2 separate regions of the Homo sapiens genome follow, and region 2 is linked to region 1. The links are chromatin contacts, found by Hi-C or POLR2A ChIA-PET in ENCODE. All regions are on one chromosome and are shown on one strand. Each heading gives the region's core, a stretch centred on a gene start or an enhancer-like site at or near the end of the contact. The rest is flanking DNA. Distances are from core to core; before and after follow the strand shown. Region 1 has its middle 170 kb from the start of LINC02691. Region 2 has its middle 140 kb from the start of C14orf180.

Evidence for each region. A loop is a pair of places that touch in the nucleus more often than their neighbours do. ChIA-PET counts read pairs that join two places held with the same protein, here RNA polymerase II (POLR2A). Pooled maps may share reads with other maps.
Region 2: a loop to region 1 is called in a map of heart right ventricle, with 6 times the contacts of the local background. The contact joins two enhancer-like sites. A Hi-C loop is called at or near these places in 1 of 168 maps with a recorded cell type or tissue (heart right ventricle) and 3 of 50 pooled maps. POLR2A ChIA-PET finds 5 or more read pairs at or near these places in 2 of 52 experiments (A673 and activated CD4-positive, alpha-beta T cell).

Annotation. Positions count from the first base shown.
Region 1 is chr14:104,391,819-104,397,072 of GRCh38, forward strand. No RefSeq gene overlaps it. Among named protein-coding and RNA genes, the nearest start is that of LINC02691, 170 kb to the left of the region's middle. RefSeq lists an enhancer at 2,052-2,321. Within about 2 kb of position 2,178, at least 9 of the 41 ENCODE cell types and tissues checked have a DNase peak (open chromatin) inside an H3K27ac peak, as active enhancers do; they include heart right ventricle, where a contact is called at or near this core.
Region 2 is chr14:104,434,050-104,439,648 of GRCh38, forward strand. No RefSeq gene overlaps it. Among named protein-coding and RNA genes, the nearest start is that of C14orf180, 140 kb to the right of the region's middle. RefSeq lists an enhancer at 939-1,804. Within about 2 kb of position 2,327, at least 17 of the 41 ENCODE cell types and tissues checked have a DNase peak (open chromatin) inside an H3K27ac peak, as active enhancers do; they include heart right ventricle, where a contact is called at or near this core.

The DNA of each region.
Region 1 (5,254 bases), core at 928-3,427:
AGTCACAGTCCATTGGTTTTATGGAAACACTCTCTGAGTTTACTTCCCGCGCAGGGGAAAGACAGCTGTTTTATATGCACTTGGAGGAACACCTAAAGGGTTTTAGTGTTAATTAAGTTGGGAGGACGGTTCTTAACAAGCACCTTTTTGTAAATGTCAAGCTGCTCTGCTGTTTCACTGTTGTTATGGAAGGTGGAAATTAGGCAGCGCCCCCTACTCCCTCCTGCGGCAGGAAAGGGGGCACCACCTGTGTGTGCTGGGGCAGGTGTGCTGACACCGGCTTGCTCAGTAGAGCCACTTCCTGGAATGATCCGGAAAGTATAAGGGCAGCCCAAGAGGGCAGAAAAGCCGCAGCATCCAGAGAGTAATGGGGAGGCTCTGAGTGTTGGGGGCTGGTCTCAGGGACTGGCTCCATCTGGGGAGAGCTCACAATGTGAGGGCTGCAGACACAGCTCCCACCCAGAGCCCTGGCAGGACCCCCTCATGGGCAGGTCCGGGCAGCACATGGGAATCCCTGTCTCAGATGGTGGATGCCAGCTTGAAGCTCCCAATTTCATCTTTAGATTTGGGCCTGGACGAAAAGTCCGACGTGCGGGGCGGTCAGCGCTTCGGCTGCGGTGGGTTCCCGCCCCTTGCTGCCTCCCCAGGATGGGTTCTTGGCCTTCTGGAGCTCCAGGCCCTACCCGGTTTCCCCCTCTCATCAAAACATGCGACCAGGCCATGTTTGCGGGGAGGCCAGTGCCCCACAGCCCCTGACTGTCCCCGGTGGGGCCTGAGGTCGATCAGGAGCAGGGAGAGATGAGGCGTGAACACCTGGCTGTGAGCTGGTCCTTCCACGTGGAACACCCTGGATGGATGGGGGCTGCAGATGGGCCCCGGGGCACACGATGGGGAAGGGGAGGCTCCCAGGAGTATCTTCAGGGCCCACAGGGAACCCCCAGGGAAGGGGCTTGGACGGGTGGGGCTGTGGTTCCCGAGGGCCTGGAAAGCTGTGTGGACCTGAGGGTGTGCTGGGTCCAAGCCCAGCTGATTCCAGCGGGTGGGAAACCGTGTGTGAGGCTCTGGACGGCCTGTGGACAGGGCAGAGGCCCGGGATGTCTGGGAGGCCGGGTGGGGACACAGCCTTTCCCTGTCGGCTCAGGAGTTGGCACCGCTGAGGAAAGGGGGATGTTCAACAAATGAGCTTCAGAGAAACCCCCCAACACCACTACTCCTGGAGGAGGCATCCTGAAGACTGAAATGTTCCCGGGTCTCCAGAAAGGAATCCTGGGGCCAGCACTGTGTGGGGGCAGCTGACCTCCCAGGGCCACTGCTGTCGCTGCACCCACTGGCAGTGGGACAGGAGCCTGGGCCAGGACCCAGAGACCTGAGTCATGTCAACCCCACCCCCTACCCCCAATTTCTTGACCACCGGGGCCTTCACCAGACCTGCCTGGCTCCGGCCTCTGTCATGTGGAGACTGGAAGTTTCAGGGCTCAGCCTGGGTGAGCACGTGGGAGCCCTGCGGTGAGTGGGGGTGGAACCCCGGACTCCAGGGACGGCGCTCCAGGAGGGGTCTCAGGCACACCCCAACCTCCCAGCGGCCGTGACGGGCTTGGAGGCCTGTGTCAGGCCACAGCAGGCCAGGCCCGGTTTCCGGACCCTGCTGAGAGCCACAGACCCAATGACTTCTGCAGCTTGCCCCGTGAATGGAGCTCCATGCCAAAGCTTGGTCTCCAGGGTGCTGCTTCTCCAGCACCAGCGGCTCCCAGGCTTGCAGGGGCGGCGTGGCCTGGGCCAGCTTTCCCAGCCATTGTTCTCCCTGTGTGAAAACCCCAGGGCTCCCCAGCCGGCACCACCACACCCCTTTGCCTTTCCCCTCCTGCGGCCCCTCTGCTGGGTCACAGCCTTGGAGATGGGCCTGCAGAGGCACCCACACACCCTGGCCAGAGCTGACATCCTAAGCAGGCTGACAACCAGCCTGCAGGCTGAAGGACCCTGGAGAGACCTGGCCAGGCTGGACCCTGCAATCAGAAACAGAAGGCCCTTCTAGTGGGGGAAACTGAGGCCCAGAGGAGGGTAGAAGACTGCCCACAGCTGCCCGAGGGGGCTGAGTTCTGAGTCTGGGCTCTGGGTGGCCTGAGCAAGAAATCTGCTCCTGGGCACCCGCGGCTGTGACGGCTCCTGTGGCTGGGTCCTGGAACTCCTCCTGCCTCAATCATCGATTGGGCAGAAGGTCTGGAGCATGCTGGGCCTGGCTGCTGCCTGGGCACGAGTGGGGATAGCTTCAGTGTCACCTCAGTCACCCCAGGAGCCCTGCGGGATGGCTGCCCCACTTCACAGATGGAGTCTTGAGAGAGCTGATCAAGAACGGGGTGTGGGCCTCTGTGGTTTCCGCCTCCCGGATGCCCCATGCCTCTGTGTCTCAGAGGTGCCTGGGCCTCTGGGCTGCTGCCAAGTCCAGGACTAAGTGTTCTTCCAGAGCCCCAGATGCATCCTTCTGGTGTGTGTGTGTGTGTTTGTGTGTGTGTGTGTGTGTGTGTGTGGTCTCTGGGGGCAGTGGTAGGAGCCTGGGTTGCAGGGGCTGTCTTTGCTAGATCTCAAACTCAAAGGGGACCCTCTCTCTGGTTGCCTGGGGAGTCTGCTGCCCCGCCACCCCCCCGCAACAGTCCTGCTTGCTGCTCCTGTGCCTTCCTGCCCCCGAGCCCCGTCCCCAGCCCCTTTCCCTGCCCAGCCCTCTCTGCTGCCTTCCAGGCCTGCTCTCTTGACTTCAGAGGATGAGACTCGGGTCTGCCTTCAGGCTCCCAGGGGAAGGGTCCCAGGAGCTGCACTCTCCTCCCTGCCTGACAGTGCAGGAGGAGGTCGATGCCGTAGGAGGAGGGCAATGCCCCGGCAGCAGGTGCTCTCTGGCTCCAGCTCCCCATTCGTGCACCGCCTCAGCCCTGCAAAGTAGGTTGGTGCAGTCTTACGGGGGGATGTCTGCAGCCAGGCATCACCATCCGCAGCCAGGCAGAACGTGAGGCTGGTGCTGTGACCTGGGCCAGCACTTCCCTCACACTCTCCTTGTCCTTCCATGCCTGGCCTCAGTGAGGAAGGGTCCTCCTGGAGATGGGGCTGGGCAGACGTCCCTGGAGGGTCCCAGGAAGGCTCTGAAATCTGGCACATTCTGCAACCTATGTTCCAACCACTGACTCCAGGAACTGGTGCATGGGCTGAAGCAATGAAGAAAAGTCACCGTCCCATGAGGCAAAGCTGATTTAAAAGCTCACTTATTCTTAGTGGGAAAAATGGGGTTAGCAACCATAACATTTGAAAACCAACTGGAAATAGGCTGGTAAATAACTTTATGGAATTGTTGGTTCGGGAATTATGTTAGGAACTTGGAGTCTGTGATTATCAAGCAAAAAATGTCTCAGCATTTCAGGCCAGGGTCAGGGAGAGGGTAGGGGTGGGAATGGGGTCTATAGAGGTTATAGGAAAAGAAATCTGAGTGGTTGTTTAGGAGACTGAGGAGACTGAAAAGACCCTGAAACCCCACGGAGGTGATCAGGGACACTGGCCTGCCCTGAGATGCCTCTTCCAGTGTGCCTTCCTCCCCGCTGCCCTGCCCAGGCCAGCTCCCTGGAAACCCACTAAGAGGAAGGGTGTCTTGTGACCAGCCACATCACGAGATGTCCCACATCGCAGATTTCAGGTGCAAGGATTGAGGTGTCACAGCAAACAGAGGAGGGGCTGGGGTAGGTGTGGTTCTACAGCAGCTCTTAAAACAGAATAAACAAAAACTACAAGCGGTCTGCCACGGTGGCTCACACCTGTAATCCCAGCACTTTGGGAAGCTGAGGTAAAAGAATCACTTGAGCCTGGGAGTGTGAGGCTGCTCCCTCTGGTGAGCTGTGATCACACCACTGTACTCCAGCCTGCGTGACAAAGCGAGACCTTGTCTCTAAAGAAAACAAAACAAAAACCAAGTGTAATCAACCTTGCCCTTGAAAATGCGTTAGTCCACCCACCAGGTCATCTGGAATCTATCTTGGGATAGGTGGTGACCTGGTAGGACCAAGGGTCTTCCGAGGCACTGAAGAACTTGGGTTTTGCTGTAGATCTGAGTGGGGAGTTTTGGGAGGAAGGGGCGGGAAGTACCTTGATCTCACTGCCAGGGCCCCTTTGGCTGCTGAGGGGACAGCAGCTGAAACAGGACGGGCAGTGCACGTCCAGCGAGGACACCCTGGCCGCAGGTCTGCCCAGCGACAGGAGGAGGGCTGCATCTGGGGTCCGTGGTGGAGGTGGACACAGCGGCCAGCTTCTGGGAGCGTTTTAGAGTGAAGTCCACAGGACGTGTGTGAGGGAGTGAGCCGGCATCCAGGGCAAGGTCCTGAGATTCAGACGGTGGTGCTGTTTGGCAGTGACCCTGGGTGTGGGCGTCCCGGGTGCCGGGGAGAGCTCATCTTCAGAAATGAGGAGGCCGGGGGTGGCACAGACTGTCCACACAGGGGTTCTGTGGCCTGGCGTGCTGCCAGTCCAGAGATCCCAAAAAAACCTGTGTCCCGGCTGCTGTCCTTGGCCCTGCTCTGACCCCTGCTCTCCCCGCTGCTTTTCAGAATTGCTGCTCCGTGAATTTCTGAATTGCAGTACTCGCTGTGCACCTGTCTCTTCCTTCGGGAGCCATTGTCAGGTGGGATTGCGTAAATGTCCTCCATGGCGTGAGGCCCTGACTCACCTGAACAACATTCCCCAGTGAGCACGGAGCAGCAGCCCGCCCGGCTCAGCAGTGCCTTGCCCTGGCCCTTTCTCTCCTCGCTGGTTCATCTGCATTAAAGAAACAGAAAGCTTCCTTCGCTGGCCCGCTCATTGCCTGTCTTCTCTCCCTGCCTCAGCTGCGGTCAGGCTCCAGGTGAGCTGCACCTGGCCGTCTCAATTACACTGCTTCTCTGGCATCGGATAGGAACTCTATGGCCAACTTACCCACAAGGTGGTCTGCAATATCTTTGAATAAATTAATGATTGAATGAATGTCTTAGTCCATCCAGGCCACTACAACAAAACAACACAGATGGGGCAGCTTAACAGTGGACATTCATTCCTCACATTTCTGGAGGCTGGGAGTCCAAGGTGAAGGTGGCAGCAGGGTTGGCTCCAGAGAGGGCTGCTTCCTGGTCCCCGGACAGCCTCCTTCTTGCTGTGTCCTCTCATAGCAGAGAGAGGATGTTCTGTCACGGGCCCTCATGACCTCCTCTAAGCCTCATCAGCTCCCAGGGGCCTCACTTGCAAATACCAT
Region 2 (5,599 bases), core at 1,077-3,576, 42 kb after region 1:
GACAGAGCGGGCTCAGGCGCCCCGGAGCTGGAGGGGTCTTCTCTGTAAAAGTGACCTCAGGAGGTCCGGGTCCTGCATTCTTTCTGTCCCCAGCCCAGAACCTGATTTCTGAAACAAAGTTTCCTGGGCCTCGGGGAGTGAGGTTGGGGCTACTGGGAGTTCACAGGGCTCATCCCTTCCCCTGGAGTCTACCAGCCTGAGCTTTCCTGCCCCACACTGTCCCCGAGGGGCCTGGGATGCTGACAGAAGTCTCACGGCTGCTAATGTAAGGTCAGGGCTTTAGTGCCCTGTGCCCCTGCTTGTCGCCACCCGCCACCGGCCTCCCCACACCTTTGGAGCAGGTGGGGACCAGCATGGATGGCCCTCTGGACTGGTGTGGGGGGCCCCTGCTTTGGAGGGGCTGCTGGCCAGTGGCAGGGGTTGGATTGGAGCCAGGCGGATCTCACCAACCCCCATCCTTCAACACAACAGAAAGGGGCGGGTGGGAGGTTGGAGCCCCGGCCGTGTTAGCTGCTGTGGTGCCTCCAGCCAACCCTATTCCATCCCCAGGACCACCTGCTCAGGGGTGCCCTGATCCCAGCAACCAAGGACTCCAGAAGGTAGGTATAAGTTCCATGGGCTTTGCAGGGAGGGGCTGAGCAGTCCCACACAGGCACTCATTTGGAACCAAACAGAGGGCTGGGGACTGAACAGAGGCATTCTGACCCCACAGCAATGGGGAGCCATGGCGGGTCCTTGAGCAGAAGGGTAGGCTCTGGAATGTGTTTGAAGTTGATGCTGACAGCAGGTGTGGGGTGGACTGAGGGAAGATGGAGACCAGGGGTTGCCAGGGCAATGCCCAGGAGCAACGTAAGGAGGCCCCCAGGGTGCAAGGGAGGGCCAGGGGCAGGGCAGGAGGTGGGAGTCTTGGCCAGGAACATGCTGTAGGGCTAGGAACTACCCGGAAAAGGGTGAGTCTCAGGGGCTTGGACCCCCTCCCGGAGCAGAGGACTCCAGGGTCCCCAGCTGTGTGCCCTTCACTGTGAGGCAGTGTGAGTGCTGGCCCACTCACGACATGCCCAGACCTGCAGAATGGGAAAGGCCTTCCTGGTAACGGGGCCTCCAAGAGCAGGCAGGTGGCCTGTGAGCGGCATTTCCAAACATCAGACTTCGCAGGGCTGACTTGATGGCTACCAGCAAGCAAGTCCCACCATGGTTCCTGTGGGGCAGTCGGGGTGCTCAGGGAGGTGGGCTCCAGGCAGGGGACCTGGCCCAGCCTCACTGTGACCCCCGGAGGCCCAGCAAGGGGTGACTAGTGGGCACAGTGCCTTGGAGTGGGAGGAGGAGAAACCCTAAAATGAGGCCCACGCCCCACAGCCGAGTGGCTCCCTGGAGCCAGCCCTGGCCCCGTCGTGCCCCAAGAAGGCCTGGCTGGCCAGGGCCTAGGGCTCCTGTGGGGTTGCCAGCACCACAGGGTCAGTACAGGCTGTCATCAGGCAGTCCAGCCACCCTGAGGGCAGGTGCTGGGGAAGGACCCTGTCCCACTCCCTCCATCACCTGTGCTGGGGCCACTGGCAGTCATAGGAGAGCAGAGCAGGCCCAAGGTAGGCGCCAGACATGGCGCCCTTGCAGCCAGCGTGTCCACGCCCATCCTCAAGCCGAGCCTGGTCACCAGCAGTGAGAAGGGAGGGTAGGCCCACGGCCCTGGCTCCCCTAAAGTCCTGTTTCCACGGAACGATGGCCCAGCATCTACTCCTCCCCAGGACCCCCGCTAACTGGGAAGGGTCAGCCCCTGCCCTTTGCACTCTACCCCCAAGACATGCGGCCTCCTTGACCTCTCTATGCTCAAGCAAGTCTTGCCAGAACTAGGAAAATCTGCCCCAAGCTATGATCCCAGCTGGTGCAGATGGTCCCAGGCTGTGGTGGGCCCTGTTCTATTCCTCCCAACAACCCTGCAGTCCATCCCACAAATCGGGACAATGCGCTGGGACAGCTGACATTCCAGAGGTGTCCAGGGACGCACAGTGAATCCGTGTCCACTGGGGAGCGCCCACTAGGAGGGAGGAAGCCCAGGAGAGTGGGCGCTCGCAGGAAGCCCTCTGGCCTGGCCCGGTAGTCCTGGCGGGCTTCCAGGGGGAGGTGGAGCTGAGCCTCCTGCAGATGGGCGGAGCTGAGGGAGGCAGGCCTGGGGCAGTCGGGGTGAAGGCTCCAGGACTGCCAGGGCAGGAAACCACACAGGATGTTATGGAGAAGCAGGACGGCAGCAAGGGTGTACAGCTGGGCCTGGTCACTCTGCCAAGCCCCTAGCCCGGCGGCTGCCTCCCCGCAGTGGCCTGTTTTCTCCGCGGCCATGCCAGGAGACGTGCCGGGGGCTGACCGTAAGCTTCCCCCAGGAACTGCTGACACAAGCTCCTCCCACTGCATGCCTGTGTCTGGCTGGCCAAGCTCTGTCCCAGGACTTCCCTCCCACCAGGGCCCTGTTCCCATTCCCACCACAGGACCAAGGGGCCCTACTTAGCCTCCAGCCTCCCGGGCACCCCCTGGTCCTTACTGCAGCTGCGCTGGTGTCATTCTCCGTCCTGTGGGGTGAGCTCCAGCATGGCCGTGCGTGCTCTGCTGGGCAGTGCCAGGCCCGTCTCCACTGGCCTCAGACACGGCAAGGCTGGACCCCTACCCAGGGTCAGAGCTTAGGTGTGGGAAGGAGGGCGATGGAGCAGATAATGAGTCAATCAGACCTGGAGACGCTGGGGGCTGGTGAAGCACCAGGCAAGGAGTTTGGGGCTGCCCCTGGTACAGGAGCCGTATGGTCCTCACCCCACACCCCAGGGAGTCACCCAGCCAGGGCCAGGGGAGAGGCAGGTGACTGCCGTGTGCGGACTCTGCACTGGCTACTACACTGCCTGTGGGGCTGGAATGGGGGCTCCCAGAAAGGGGCTGGACTCCAGCCCCTGGAGGACAGGGTGTTAGGCAGCCAGCAGTGGGTGAACCCAAGGGCCAGGCCAGCACAGCACGGGGGCAGGGTGAGGGTCCCAGGTTGTGGCTCAGCCTGACGGGCCTTGCTGTGTAAGCTGCTCTCAGAGAGGGAGGTGGCTGGTCTCTTTCTTCCCTTGTGGAGATGCAGCCAGACAGGGGCCAGAGGCCCAATGAATTAATTATGGAGGGAAGGCAGCCCTGCTCTGAGCAGCGGGGCTCTGGATGAGGCGGTGGCTCCAGCTGCTGCAGGGCCCTGAAAGCACACTGCCCACCTCTGCCGGCCCCACCCAGCTGCAGGAGGCCCAGCCCCACCTGCCCTGGAAGCCTTCCAGGACTGTCAGGCAGGGGGATCTCCTGTAAGCGCCCACTCTCCTGGGCCTCTCCCCTCTGACAGGGCACTCCTGGGGCAGGTATCGCAGAGGGGGAGTTCCTGGGCCCTGGCCAGCTGCTCAGTGGGCAGCTGTGGGCCCTTCACTGGCTTCAGGTTCCTCTGAGCTGGTGCCCTCCCGCCTGCCTGTGGGTGGTGACACTGGGCTGGGACACATGAGTCCTCCCCACACTGGCCCCAGGGCACAATCAATACCCAGTGAGCCTTTCATTACCTGGCTGTTAATTATTCAGCGCTCACTGGGAAGGCCACATGCCACATCCGTGCCCTCACCCCGCCCCACCCCATGGGAACACAACAGAAAGTGCCTGGGAGTGGGCAGGGAGGAGACGCTAAGCACACAGTGAGGAGACCACCCCTGGAAGCCCCCAGACCACAGCAGAGAGAAAGAGAGAGACAGAAAGAAGTCTTCCCTGGTGGGTGAGAGCCCAGGCTGTTCTTCCAAGGGCAGGAGGGAGGGAGGCAGGGAAGGAGGAAGGAAGGGGGGCCTGACCACCCAGGCCAGCCCCGGGGGCCAGCTCCACTGGCATCACAGCACTTAATTTGCACACAGCGCAGGAGGTGAGGCCTGCCTGTCTGCTCCCTCCAGGCCCAAGGTCACAGTGAAGGGACGCAGGGGATCCAGGGCAGTTGGATGCCCCGCAGGTGGGGGATGAAGACTTGGCCAAGCCCCCTCAAGCGCCAAGCTCTTTTACTAGGCAGTGTCTAAAAGCCCCTTGTGAGTGTCCCACCAGCCACATCCATTCTGTATCCTCTAAGAAAGCAAAGCAAAGGAAAGAAAGAGGGGAGGGGAGGGCAGGGGCAGGTCCTGAGGGCTGCAGGCCCCCGGGTCCCAGGTGAGTTTGTGGGTCAGCTCTCAGAGGTGTGAACACAGCCTTGGTGGGGCACCCAGATGCAGACTCTGGCCTCAGACCAGCCCCCACCTTGTTTGCGTCCCCCAAGTCAAGTAGCCGTCCCCCTGGCATGGGCCATCCCATGGCAAAGGGGTTGCAGGGAGGAGGTGTCCCTGTGGCCTGTGTCGGGGGTACACGCCAGCACAGAGGCTGAGCAGCCCAAGCCACCAGCTCCAGATGCTACAGGTGGAGTTTGGATGTCGAAGCCCGAATCCCCAGTACACAGAACGTGATCTTATTTAGAAATAGGGTCACTGCAGATGTGATTAGAAAAATGAGGCCACCCTGCAGCAGGGCAGGCCCCTCATCGGACATGACAGTTGTCCTTATAAAAAGAAGGAATTTGGATACAAACACGTGCACAGGGCAAACACCGAGGGGGTGAGAGCAAGGGTCGGGGTGATGTTTCCACAAGCCGTGGACCCCAGAGACGGCCAGCAACCTCCAGAAACGAGGCAAGAGCTGTGGAACAAGTTCTCCCTCACAGCCCCGGAAGGACCCAGCCCTGTCAATGCCTGGATCCTGGACTTTCTGCCTTCAAAACATTGCGGGAAAAAATCTCTGTTGTTTAAGCCACCCACGATCTGGTACAGGCAAATCTCAGAGATATTGTGGGTTCCATTCCAGACCACTGCAATAAAGTGAGTTTTACAATACGGTGAGTCACATGAATTTTTTGGTTTCCCGGTACATATAAAAGTGACATTTTCACTGTACTGTAGTCTATTCAGTGTGCAATAGCATCGTCTAAAAAACAATGTACTTACCTTAATTAAAATACACTTCATTGCCAAACAATGCTAACGACCATCTGTGCCTTCAGTGAATCATCTTTTGCTGGTGAGGGTCTTGCCTCCATGTTGATGGCTGCTGTCTGATGGAGGTGGTGGGTGCTGAAGGCTGGGGTGGCTGTGGCAATTTCTTAGGACAACAGTGAAGCTGGCCTCATCAATAGACTTTTCCTTTCCTGAAAGATTTTGCTGTAGCGTGCGATTCTGTTGACAGCATTTTATCCACAGTAGTTCTTCTTTCAGCAGTGGAGTCAATTTTCCCAATCCTTGCCACTGCTCCATCAACTAAGTTTTGATGGAATATTCTAAATCCTTTGTTGTCATTTCAACAGTGTTCACTTTCTTTTCTCATCCGTAAAAAGCAACTCTTCATCCATTCGAGTTTCTTCATGAGACTGCAGCAATTCAGTCACATCCTCAGGCTCCACTTCTAATTCTAGTTCTCTTGCTATTTCCACCACATGTGCAGTTCCTGCTTCCCTGAAGTCTTGAACCCTCAAAGTCATCCATGCGAGTTGGAATCCATTTCTTCTAAATTCCTGTCAATGTTGATATCTCAACCTCCTCCCATTCTT